Linked DNA regions of Homo sapiens: region 2 is linked to region 1. The links are chromatin contacts, found by Hi-C or POLR2A ChIA-PET in ENCODE. All regions are on one chromosome and are shown on one strand. Each heading gives the region's core, a stretch centred on a gene start or an enhancer-like site at or near the end of the contact. The rest is flanking DNA. Distances are from core to core; before and after follow the strand shown.

Region 1 (5,954 bases), core at 3,288-5,787:
CACAGATATTAGTAATTATCAAGAATTGCTATAACAGTTTTAGTAATTATTATTACTATAATTACCTATTAATTAATGTGATCTAAGCCATTTCAATTTAAGCCATCTTCTAGTGCTGCCACCACAGGGAAAAAAGAGTTTCTGTTGGGCCCATAATAGTTCCTGCAAAAAGAGTAGTCTGAGTGAAGTGAGGTGCAGAAGGAGAGAAAGAAAAGGAGCCCAAAAGCAGTAGACTCAGACTGTCAGCAGAATAGAGTTTTGCACCATGTATTTGGGAAACAGCATAGACTTCTTGAAAGCAGGGACTACTCAGTTTATGACAAGATAAATTTGGACCCTTAGGTCAAAAGAAGATGCCTCATTTGGAGAGTTACCAAGTCTATTGTAATAACAATGTGAGATAGCTGTAAAACTAAGCATTATCAAAGAAATAAATCCCCACTGAAGACATTTATGTGGAAAACTCTGAAGTAACAATGATTAATATTTACATGCTTAACGTTCTTTTATTGTCCCCATTTTGCATGTAAGGGAACTGAGGTGGAGGGAATTTAAGTGTATTGCATATGATCACACAGCAAATAAATGATAGAATTGACTTTTGAACACAGGCAGAGAGCCTTCAAAGACCGTGGTGTAAGCACTATACTGTCCTGATTCTGGTATGCTGAGACTAACTTGCTTATGAAATACTTAGTATGTGTTATTTAACTTTAGAACACTTTGATGTAGTTTTTTTTTTAAAGGAAAACAAATCTGGCATTAGAGAGAGCTTATGTTTTTTGCCCAAAATCATAGAGGCAAAAATGGCAACACCTGAATTTGTACCAACACCTTTCCATCTCTGCTCTGCAAATTCAGATCTTACACATCTGGACCTAGTTCAGGTCCTGCTTTCCTTAAGAAGTGCTATAGGTGCCTGTAATCCCAGCTACTTGGGAGGCTGAGGCAGGAGAATGGCTTGAACTCGGGAGGCAGTGGTTGCAGTGAGCTGAGATCGCGCCATTGCACTCCAGCCTGGGGGACAAGAGCAAGACGTCATCTCAAAAAAAAAAAAAAAAAAAAAAGTACTGTAAGCATAGAATCAAAACTCCCTAAGCTGAGAGGAATGTGAGCACTCATTCATTGCCAGCCTTTCATTTTACAGACAGAGAGAATGAGGCTGAGGAGGGTAACTCAGTCAGCTGAAGTGGATTTAGGGTTGAATCTGTCTGTCTTTACTGCAAGTTCAATAATCTTTATAATTTTATTACGTAAATATTGGGATGTTCTTCCTTCTTCAGAGGGATATTATAAAGATTAAATTTTTAAAAACATGAAGGCAGCTGTAACTATTTCTGGCATAGTACAGACATACATAAAATAAAGCAGTAAGATCTGTAGGAATGAGGAAAATGGAAAGTATTCAAGATTAGGCAATACTTAGTCTCTTCCAAGATCTGGTCCTATTTTCTCACTAATTTATCTGACCATACTCTAGCAGGTACTTGGCCCCCAGTTCAGACACCATCAAGGAATGGGAGATTACTCTGCTCAGCAGAGGAAGCAATAGAGGAGCTGGAGAGAAAAGAAGCGTGATCAGAACTGCAGGTTTTTTCTCCATCAAACTACATTTGGTCACATAATAACCCAGAATCCCTGGATGCCACAAATAGATAAGCATTCTGCTCATGGTGCGCTGATCTACATCTGCAACTTTATACAAGTTAACATTTTAGACTCCTTTTTGCCAACCTAGTTTTCCACCTTCTTAACCTTTCTCCAAGAATCTTATCTTGACTAAATCTGCCACTCCTAGCTTTAATTTATCTTCTTTCTTTCTGTATTGCACTGTCTCTCTAAGTCATAAATGCAGCTTAACCACTTGTTCTTGCATCCCTGTTTTTCCTCCCTTTGTTGCATTTCTTTCCCATTAGAATGGGGAAATCAGAGACCATAACCCCTTTCTCTTTACATCTTCCAGCTTTCACCAATTCAGGCATGGGTGTGTGCAGCATGTTTGACTACTGATCGTTTTTATTTCTTTACTGGTATTTTCTTTGACTCTGACCACATGATTGACAAGCCAACCAGCTGATTCTCACAATTACCAACAAGCTGGGCTATGACAAATTAGATCATTGAGCTTCCCTTAAAATAATTCTGATCCTGTCAATGACTGCCTTTTTTTTTTTTTTTTTTTTTTTTTTTTTTTTTTAAGACGGAGTCTTGCTCTGTCGCCCAGGCTGGAGTGCAGTGGTGCGATCTCGACTCACTGCAAGCTCCGCCTCCCGGGTTCACGCCATTCTCCTGCCTCAGCCTCCCGAGTAGCTGGGACTACAGGCACCCGCCACCGAGCCTGGCTAATTTTTTTTGTATTTTTAGTAGAGATGGGGTTTCACCGTGGTCTCGATCTCCTGACCTCGTGATCCACCCGCCTCGGCCTCCCAGAGTGCTGGGATTACAGGCGTGAGCCACCGCGCCCAGCCATGACTCTCCTTAAAGCCTTCTTCACCTCCTTGTTGCGAAGGCTATAGATGATAGGATTGAGGAAAGGGGTAATAAGGGCATAAACCAAGGCAACAAGCTTGTCTGTGCTCTCAGGTCGACTCCCAGGTGAGCCCACATATACTGTGAAGGCAGAAGCATAGAATAGTGCCACCACAGTTACGTGGGAGGAACAGGTAGAGAAGGCCTTGGCACTACTGGCAGCTGAGGGTAGCTTCAGCACAGCATTCAGGATACCTCCATAGAGTCCCAAAATGAGCACAAAGTTGCAACCAGTGGCCACACCAATCACTGTGCCATGGGCCCTAGCATGCCAGCTTGTGTCCACACATGCCAACCGCATTAGTGGTGCCAAGTCACAAAAGTAATGGGCCACCTCTTTCAAGCAGAAGGGCAGAGTGGCAGTGAGGGTGGCTGGCACAAGTGCAGCTGAGAAGCCAGCCACCCAACTGGCCCCAGCTAGTCGTAACTGTACCTGTCTGCTCATGAGTGCGTGGTAGTGGAGTGGGTGGCAGATGATAAGGTAGCTATCCAGTGCCATGACACCCAGCAGGTAGCACTCAGTCATCCCTAAGGAATGAAAGACATAGCTGAATAAAGCATACAGCTGATGAGACGGGTGAACACCCTTGGAGCAAGGTGTGCAGCAGCATGGGCACTGTGGTGCTGACATACCACACCTCTACAAAGGAGAGGACACTGATAAATAAGTACATGGGCGTGAACAGTCCAGAATCTAACTGTACCAGGACAATGATGAGAATGTTCCCTGCAAGTGTGAGGAGATAGATGCATAGGGTCCCCAAGAAGGCAAGAGGTTGTAGGGTCCCAGTGGTGGTGAAACCAGCAAGGATAAAACTCTGAGTCCAGTTATGACTGACGTGATCCATGATTCCTAGGAACAAGCGATAAACATAGAATATAAATTACTTCAAGCTTCTTCCTCTATTCGTAAAATCTGAGCACTTAAAAGGAACTTGAGACATTATCTAATCAATGTTCCTCACTTTACACTAGAGGAACTGAAGCCCCAAAAGCAGAAATGGTTGGCCCCATATCATAGTCTGTTGGTAGCAGGTGTGGGACTAGAAATCAAGGCTCCTGATCCCATTTTAATCCCTTTCTATGTTATAATATTATGCTCCAGTGACTCAGTGATTTTCTCCCCTATTCCACCATCCAATAACAGGAGAGCTAGAAAATTCCTACTGCTAGCCCTCTGTACTTTCCAATGAGAAAATAACCAACAACATTGGAGAAGGGAGAAAAGTCACCTCCCAAAAGTGACTGTTGAAGCTTCTTTCAGGAAGCCCCTCTGAAGTGTTTAGACTATCCTGATAAAAACTAGAAGAAGAAAAAATGGAATATAAAAGAAATGCAGAATCTCCAAAAACTATAATATCCTAGGCCCGTGGTGCCTGATGATAATTCACCCAGCAGATACACTGTGCTGGGTGAAAAAATAATCCCCGAAGGGTATGTGCTAGGAATTCTCGAAAAGGAAAACCGTGAAGTCAAGAAGAAGCAAAGAAGCCAGAGGTCCTATGGTATAATAGGAAAAGCCTCCTCCGAAGTCAGCGATTTGGTTGCCACTAAGCATTAGGTTGAGCAACTTTTTACTCAACCTCAGCTTCCTCTTCAAAAGAGAAGAGCCTTGAGCATTTGTTTCCTAAGACTCTTACAACACAGATAATGTATGTTTCCCTAAATTGGAAAATGGTTATGGGTTTTGAGGGGAATCAACACCTATGTCACTTGAGTTTTCCTCCCACACCCTAATAAGCCTCATTCAGGAAGGTCCAAAGCCTTCATCTAGTTGTCTTCTTTGGCTACTCTCATCTTTTCGGCCCCACTCCTGCCCATTACCTGATGGTTTTGATGACATTAGAACTTATAGCATTCTCCTCGGCATCCTTTCTACCCCAAGATACTCCCCTACTTATATTTCATGTTCCTGGAAATGCGGGCCTCCCAGGGGATCCTTGCTACATGTTCCCTGGAGTTGCTAAGTGTGTAAAGCTTTCAGCAAGGACCTCTCTGGGGCAAGCAGTTGTGCAAAAGGAAGTGCAGCAGAGCAGCTCTATGTCTCAAATGACTTTTCTCAAGTCTGCAACCCTCGCTGTGGACTTTACAGTTTAATCCCAGGGGCATTGCCTCCTCTGGGCCACTAGAAGTTTTGCAAGTCCCACATAGCCTTTTATAAAAAGAGAACAAATCCAACTCGTATATCCTTGTGTATACATGGAGAACAACACCTTGATCACTCCAAAAACGAGTTGAATGTTCTTAAAAATTACTTTGCAAAAAGACTTCCCAATCAGCTTCATCTCTACTCCCTTCTGGTAAGAACAGCCAAATGACCAGAAAGGAGTAAATAATATGTGTGTCCATTTTTTTTTACTAATGTGTAATACTTTCATTTTAATACATGTGAGGTACATGTGCATGTTTAATACATGTGCGGTACATGTACAGGTTTGTTACATAGGTAAACCTATGTCATAGGGGTTCATTGTACATATTATTTTATCACCCAGGTATTAAGCCTAGTACCCATTAGTTACTTTTTCTGATCCTCTGCCTCTTCCCACTCTCCACCCTCCAAAAGTCCCCAGTGAGTGTTGTTCTCCTCTATGTGTCCATGTATTCTCAACATTTAGCTCCCACTTATAATTGAGAACATGCAGTATTTGGTTTTCTTTTCCTGTATTAATTTGCTGAGGATAATGACCTCCAGCTCCTACCATGTCCCTGCAAAGGTGTTTTTCCATTATTAACCTTACCACAATATGAGAAAGATCAGCAGTGCCGTCACTTCTGCTTTGACTATCTCCGTCTCCACAACAATCTCCATCACCACTACCCTCACTATCTCCCCTATCATTTATTCATTGATTTAATCATTGTCAAATACTCTCTATTTGCCGAGCAGTGTTCTAAACCACCACCACCAGTATTGCTATCATTGTTTATGGAACCACCATATCATTATTTTATGTGGCATTTACATATGTTTATTTCTGTTTTCATCATCACTTTCCTTTTCATCACTATCAGCATCATTTTCATAAAAGCCTTATGGTCAGTACATGGACTCTGACCTCAACTGAACACAATACATAAGCAGGTACTGGATGGATGTAGAGGCCGTATAAATAACAGATTGAAGCCCTGATCCACTGGAGAAGAATACATTTGCATCACTTGTAGATACAAATATGGTTTGAAATTTAGGAATCAGAGGCAAAAAAGAAAATCACACAGATAATAGCAAAATTAAATTGGATATCAGAACATTCACTGTAAAAGATTTTCACACGGATCACATCAATATAGAGGAAACCATTGAGTCTCTTCATACCAACCTGAAAAATTTCCTGAGAGGGCTGGAATTATTTAAACAGCAGGAAAAGATGATATTTTGTTTGGAGAGTTTCACTTTAGAAAATATTGTAACCTCAAGATTG
Region 2 (5,618 bases), core at 2,915-5,414, 170 kb after region 1:
GCCCGAGAATCACATTTTCCTCAATAAATTATATGTAATTTATTTGAGAGTCAAAGCTAGCACGTCCTCTTTAGCCATCTTGGCTTAGGTGACCATGGATGGAACGCATATGTAGTCATTACCAGCTCAGACCCACTTTTCTGTTACTTAATAGACATAATTGAACATCCCAGGACAACATTCTGGAAAAGAACTTATTTTTCCTGCATTTTGGCTTTGAAGGGACTACGCAAAGTTTGCCTAGGTTCTACCATTTTAAATACGCATTATGGTCTGTTTCTATAGCCGTTAGATTTATTTGACTGCATCTAAACCTCCCTTAGCCCAGGAATCTCAGCTAGGGTCCTATGTCTCCTACACCTAACCTCCCATATAGCCATTTCTTCTTTGATATCTAGCACTTCCACAGGATGCCTGGAAAATACATCCTGTTACTTCCTCTGTGATTCACTAGCTCTGAAAGAAGTCCTTGCTTTTGTATATCATAGATCATCCCAATAATACTGTGTTTGTATTAATTATTAATTTGTATAAATTTTTCTATGCTTTTGGATTTAAAGTCAAAAGCAGACCATTCTTATTTTTCATCTTTTGTCATGACTCTCCTAAATCAAAGAGCCCAGAATGGTTGGGAAAACAAATGGAGATATTACTGGCTCAGAATTACTATATGGGAAAAAACGAAGCTATTAGTTTTATTCCCAATCACTACAACTTTATCTGGGTTTTCCACAAGAGGATCAACATAAATCATAATTCATTTCTGGATCAGGCTGACATAAAAAACTTGCATAGTCTTTAAATAACAATGAAAACAATATTTTTCTAACTGAGCTTCTACTGGGTAAAGCTGGAAGTGAAAGTTATGTTTTTATGTATATGATTGCATTTACTCTTCAATACACCTCTTATGAGCACAGTAGAAAGACCATGTTCCAGGGAAAAAACGTGTTCTGCTCTAGACAAGTTAAGTTTGAGATTCCCACAGGACATCTAAGAATTATCCATCTGATATATAGAGCTTAAACTTGGGTAATTTTGGCTGGGCCTTTTACTGAATTACATCAATAGAGACATAGTTGTTAAAACAGTGGATGTGACTAAAAGTACCTAATAGAATGGAAATAATGATGTCTCTCATTTACTGAGTATGCAGAATGACTCAGACTATTCTAAGGGTTTTTCAATAATTATCTTCATTAATCCTTTATAATCCAATTGTTTCACATATTAGCTCATTCAATTATTTGTGGTACACAATGAACAGAAGAGGGAGTTAAATTTGAGGGTGGCCAACATACCTCATAACAGTCCTAAATTACCAAGGATGTCCCTAAGCAAATCAGAACACAAAGGTAGCTGTCTTTTGTGAGAAACATCTCTGTGTAGACAGAGATGGTTGGATCTACATGACAAAGTTTATGCTGTTTGTCACATATATTCATGTGGGATTCTTGGAACAAATAAAGGCTAATATTGGAATGCAAAAAGATCAGAATAAAGGCTAACACATTCAGACACACAAAAATGCAAAGGCTTTCTGATTGCTCCAGTTCTCAGGGCCATTAGTCAAAAGTCCCAAGCCTTCCTTGACAGCAGTTGCACCAGGAATACATTTTGTACGCTCCTCCTACCTTTCTGCCCAATGAGAAGTTTCCCTTTAGCCCTTGTCGTTGGACACACCAGCTCCTTTCTCTATCTTATTGTTCCCTGACATCTCCTGCCCTTTCACGTGGGCTCATGCTGGGTAGGAGTGAATATCGCATTTCATGGTCCCAACAGAGGGGGAAGATGTGACTCCAAGGACAGGATTCATTAAAGGAGATAGATGAGAATGAGAAAAGAGTGCTTCAGATGGAAATAGAAGAAGAGATGTGGCTCACAGGGAGGAGAGGCAGTGTGATTGAAGAAAGAAATGTATGACTCCCTGCATCTCAACGGGTTTATTTTTATCTCTTTATGCTTCAAGGTCACCAAGGACAAGGATATCAAATAACTACTGTTCAATCTTTACTCAAGTGTGGAAATTTTGCCTGAAGTCCTCCACCTAAAAACCTGATGCCATTGGTAATGATGTTTATGAAGATAAGATCAAAGCACAGAAAATAATATATGTATATATATCTGGTTGAAATACTATATATATATATATATATATATATATATATATATATATATATATATACCAGCTATTAATTCTAGGAAATGGAGTATTAAGGGTGCATTTTATTTCATTAGTTTTACTTTTATGCATTTTCTTCATATCATATTTTGCATTCAGAATTTTCATAATTTGAAAAAAAATAAACTTTTTTTTCTTAAAGAGTGCTTCCATAGGAGTTTCTTTAATCTATCTGTGAGTTATGTAAAAGCAAATAAACTGTGGCCTGCAAGTCAGGGTGGGGCACACAGATTTATAGTTTGGATGGGATCTTTAAGGAATAGGCCCTGGTTAAGACTGAACTGACTGTGCCCTGCCCAAAGAATCCAGACCAAGGGGCAGGTAGGGGTGAAATCCAGCCTGTGATTCTGTTGCAAGCACTGTGTCCTGGGAAGGAGTTGCTCTAGCCAAAACTAGAGATATCTTTTCAGAATTGGACTCCTGGAGGGGGAATAATTGGGTAATTTTCTTGCCAAACCAGGCACTTTCTGGTGATGTGCATGAAGGCACTTGCCTATGTTAGAGGAATTCCTGGCCCTGTTTGATGTAAATTATCTGGTTCTATACATTTCCTTCAGCACCAACAGCTCCTCAGGAGCTCTCCCACCATATTCCCTCTTCTCACATTCCACTATATGAATCCATCAGAAAGTTGCCCAGGCAGACAGTTAACTTAGGCAAACTGAAGAATAATTAATTTATTTTAGAGTAGAATGGCAGAAAGTCAGTATCTAAAACTTACAATGTATTTATGGATCATATATTTGGCACCTGGTGTAATTATTTTGTGTCATTTAATCTTCACCGTAGCTCTAGAAGGTTGACAGTTTTCTCCTTTTTACTCTCCATATATAAAGAAAAAAGGGCACAGAAAGCAAATTTACTTTCGAAGTGACACTTAGGTGGTCTTATATAGTCCTTGATTTAACATCCAGGTCTGTTGTTCTGGCTTGGGTTAGGTGTGCTAATGTTAGGAGAACAGGGATAAGATGCAAATTAAACAATGAATAAGACGGATTCCACCTAAGATGGAGAAAGCTGAAAAGAGCCTCACTCTCACCCTTAAAATTATGAAAAAGTAGATAAATGCAAAATAGCAATCTTCTGTACTCATCAGAGAACTGTGGTGATCTGAAGCTATATATGCCCAATTAATCTAAGGAAAAGAGGCATTAAAGTTCTGCCTTTATGGTTTGGACCAACAATCCAAGGAATAAATGTAGTTTTTTTTTCCTCTTGCCCTGCACCTTTCCGATTATGTCTTTTATCAGACATAAAGGTAAGAAAGTATGATAGATTCAGATACCATGAATAAGTTTTTTCAGACATTCTTTATTGCCAAATATCATTGCTAATATTCATATGTGTGTGTGTGTCTATACATATATATATATATATATATATATATGATAATTTGGTTCACTTGGGAAAATCAAATTTTGAAGGATGTTTTGAAGCCACCGAATTTTTTCCTCATGTGCAGTGAAAAAACTGAAATTCAGAGATTGAGTGAAGTGGTCAAAATCACATCATTCAGCTAGTTAGGAAACAGATTTCATCTTGAGAAGATGTCACAAACTGCTAAAACATCCTCCAAATTCAAATTTGACTTATGGACACTGAGAAAATAACTGCTTTATATGCAAATGATATTGGTATTCTGAGCTACTCAAATACATAATATTCATATTACTTTACATAAACTAGGTATAATGGACCACTCTTGAGTATGTAGATGATGGTAATTAACAGTTAGAGAATGGGTCATTTAGGTGCTTTGTCTAATGTGTTTGCTGATTTCTCCCTGAAATTTTAACTTCTAAGGACAGTCATGTCTGTAAATGAGATAGGAAAGAAATTATCTTCCACCCGAAAGAATTAGCCTGTTCACTGTGTTTTAATTTAAACAGCGTCAACCTCTAATGCCTTGACCCCACTCTATCTTATATTTTTATATCTTACTACACATCAGAGCTCCTACTTGGGACCACAAGTAGGTGAGAATCTGGGGCTTCCCCTAACTTTGAAATGTGTGAACCAAAGAGAAAGACAGAACAGCTCACAGAGATCTAACCTACCCTCATAGACATCTTAGAGATCAGTTTGTACCAAGTGGTTCTCTGCAAGAGGCAGTGAAATAGCTCTGAGAGGATCTCTAGTGTATTAGCAAATGATTATGATTGGAAGAGGCAAATCCAACACTGTTAGCAACATTATTTCTCTAAAACCACATAGTGAGGCATGTATTAGAATTTTATGATGATAAGAGCACGTGAGATCAACCACTTAACAAATTTCAAGTTTACAATACAGTATTAGGAACTATAAGCACAGTGTTGTGCAGCAGATCTACAGAGCTTATTCATCTGGCATATCTGAAGTTGTATACCCATCGAATAGCAGCTTCCATTTCCCCCTTCCTCCAGCCCCAGCTAACCACCATTTTATTTTCTGCTCCTGTAAGTTTGGCTATTATAGATACTCTACATAAGTGGACTCATGCAGTATTTATTCTCTTATGAGTGGCTTATTACACTTAGCATAATGCCCTCAAGTTTTATTCATGCTGTAACTATTGCAGAATTTCATTCATGCTGTAACTATTGCAGAATTTCCTTCATTAAGAAAGAATAACATTCCATTATATATACACACCACATTTTCTTATCTATTCATTCAAAACTGGGACATTTAGGTAGTTTTCACATCTTGTCTATTTTGAATAATACTGTAATGTACATGGGAGCGCTAGTAATATCTCTTCAACTCCTATTTTAATTATTTTGCATAAATACCAAGAAGAATAAATCTTGGGTCATATGGTATTCATATTTTTTTCTTCCAACTTTTATTTTAGATTTAGGGGCTACATGTGCAGGTTTGTTACATCAATACATTACATGTTGCTGGGATTGGCATACAAATGATTTTGTCACCTAGGTAGTAAGCACAGTACCTGATAGGTAGTTTTTCAGTCTTCACCCTCCTCCCACCCTCGACCTTTAAGTAAACCACCAGTGTCTATTGTGCTTCTTTTTGTGTCCTTGTGTACTCAATGTTTAGCTCCTACTTATTAGTAAGAACAAGTGGTATTTGGTTTTCTGTTCCTGTGTTATTTTGCTTCAGATAATGCCTTGCAGCTGCATCTATGTTCCTGCAAAGGACATGATTTGTTGCAGGAAGTCAGGGACCCCAAATGGAGGGACTGGCTGGAGCCACAGCAGAGGAACATAAATTGTGAAGATTTTGTGGACATTTATCAGTTCCCAAATAATACTTTTATAATTTCTTATGCTTGTCCTTACTTAAATCTTTTAATCCTGTTATCTTCATAAGCTGAGGATGTATCTTATCTCAGGACCACTGTGATAATTGTTAACTGTACAGATTGATTGTAAAACATGTGAGTTTGAAAAATATGAAATCAGTGCATCTTGAAAAAGAACAGAATAGTAGC

The links. A loop is a pair of places that touch in the nucleus more often than their neighbours do. ChIA-PET counts read pairs that join two places held with the same protein, here RNA polymerase II (POLR2A). Pooled maps may share reads with other maps.
Region 2: a loop to region 1 is called in a map of GM12878, with 2.0 times the contacts of the local background. The contact joins two enhancer-like sites. A Hi-C loop is called at or near these places in 3 of 168 maps with a recorded cell type or tissue (GM11168, GM12878 and mammary epithelial cell), 1 of 37 single-sample maps with no recorded cell type and 14 of 50 pooled maps. POLR2A ChIA-PET finds 5 or more read pairs at or near these places in 1 of 52 experiments (activated naive CD4-positive, alpha-beta T cell).

The regions. Positions count from the first base shown.
Region 1 is chr1:158,805,959-158,811,912 of GRCh38, forward strand. It overlaps a transcript of OR6N1 not described here and the pseudogene OR10AA1P. Among named protein-coding and RNA genes, the nearest start is that of MNDA, 22 kb to the right of the region's middle. Within about 2 kb of position 4,538, at least 2 of the 41 ENCODE cell types and tissues checked have a DNase peak (open chromatin) inside an H3K27ac peak, as active enhancers do.
Region 2 is chr1:158,974,732-158,980,349 of GRCh38, forward strand. PYHIN1 (pyrin and HIN domain family member 1) reads left to right here. Exons shown (of 9, transcript NM_152501.5): 9 at 1,970-2,328. Among named protein-coding and RNA genes, the nearest start is that of PYDC5, 25 kb to the right of the region's middle. Within about 2 kb of position 4,165, at least 2 of the 41 ENCODE cell types and tissues checked have a DNase peak (open chromatin) inside an H3K27ac peak, as active enhancers do.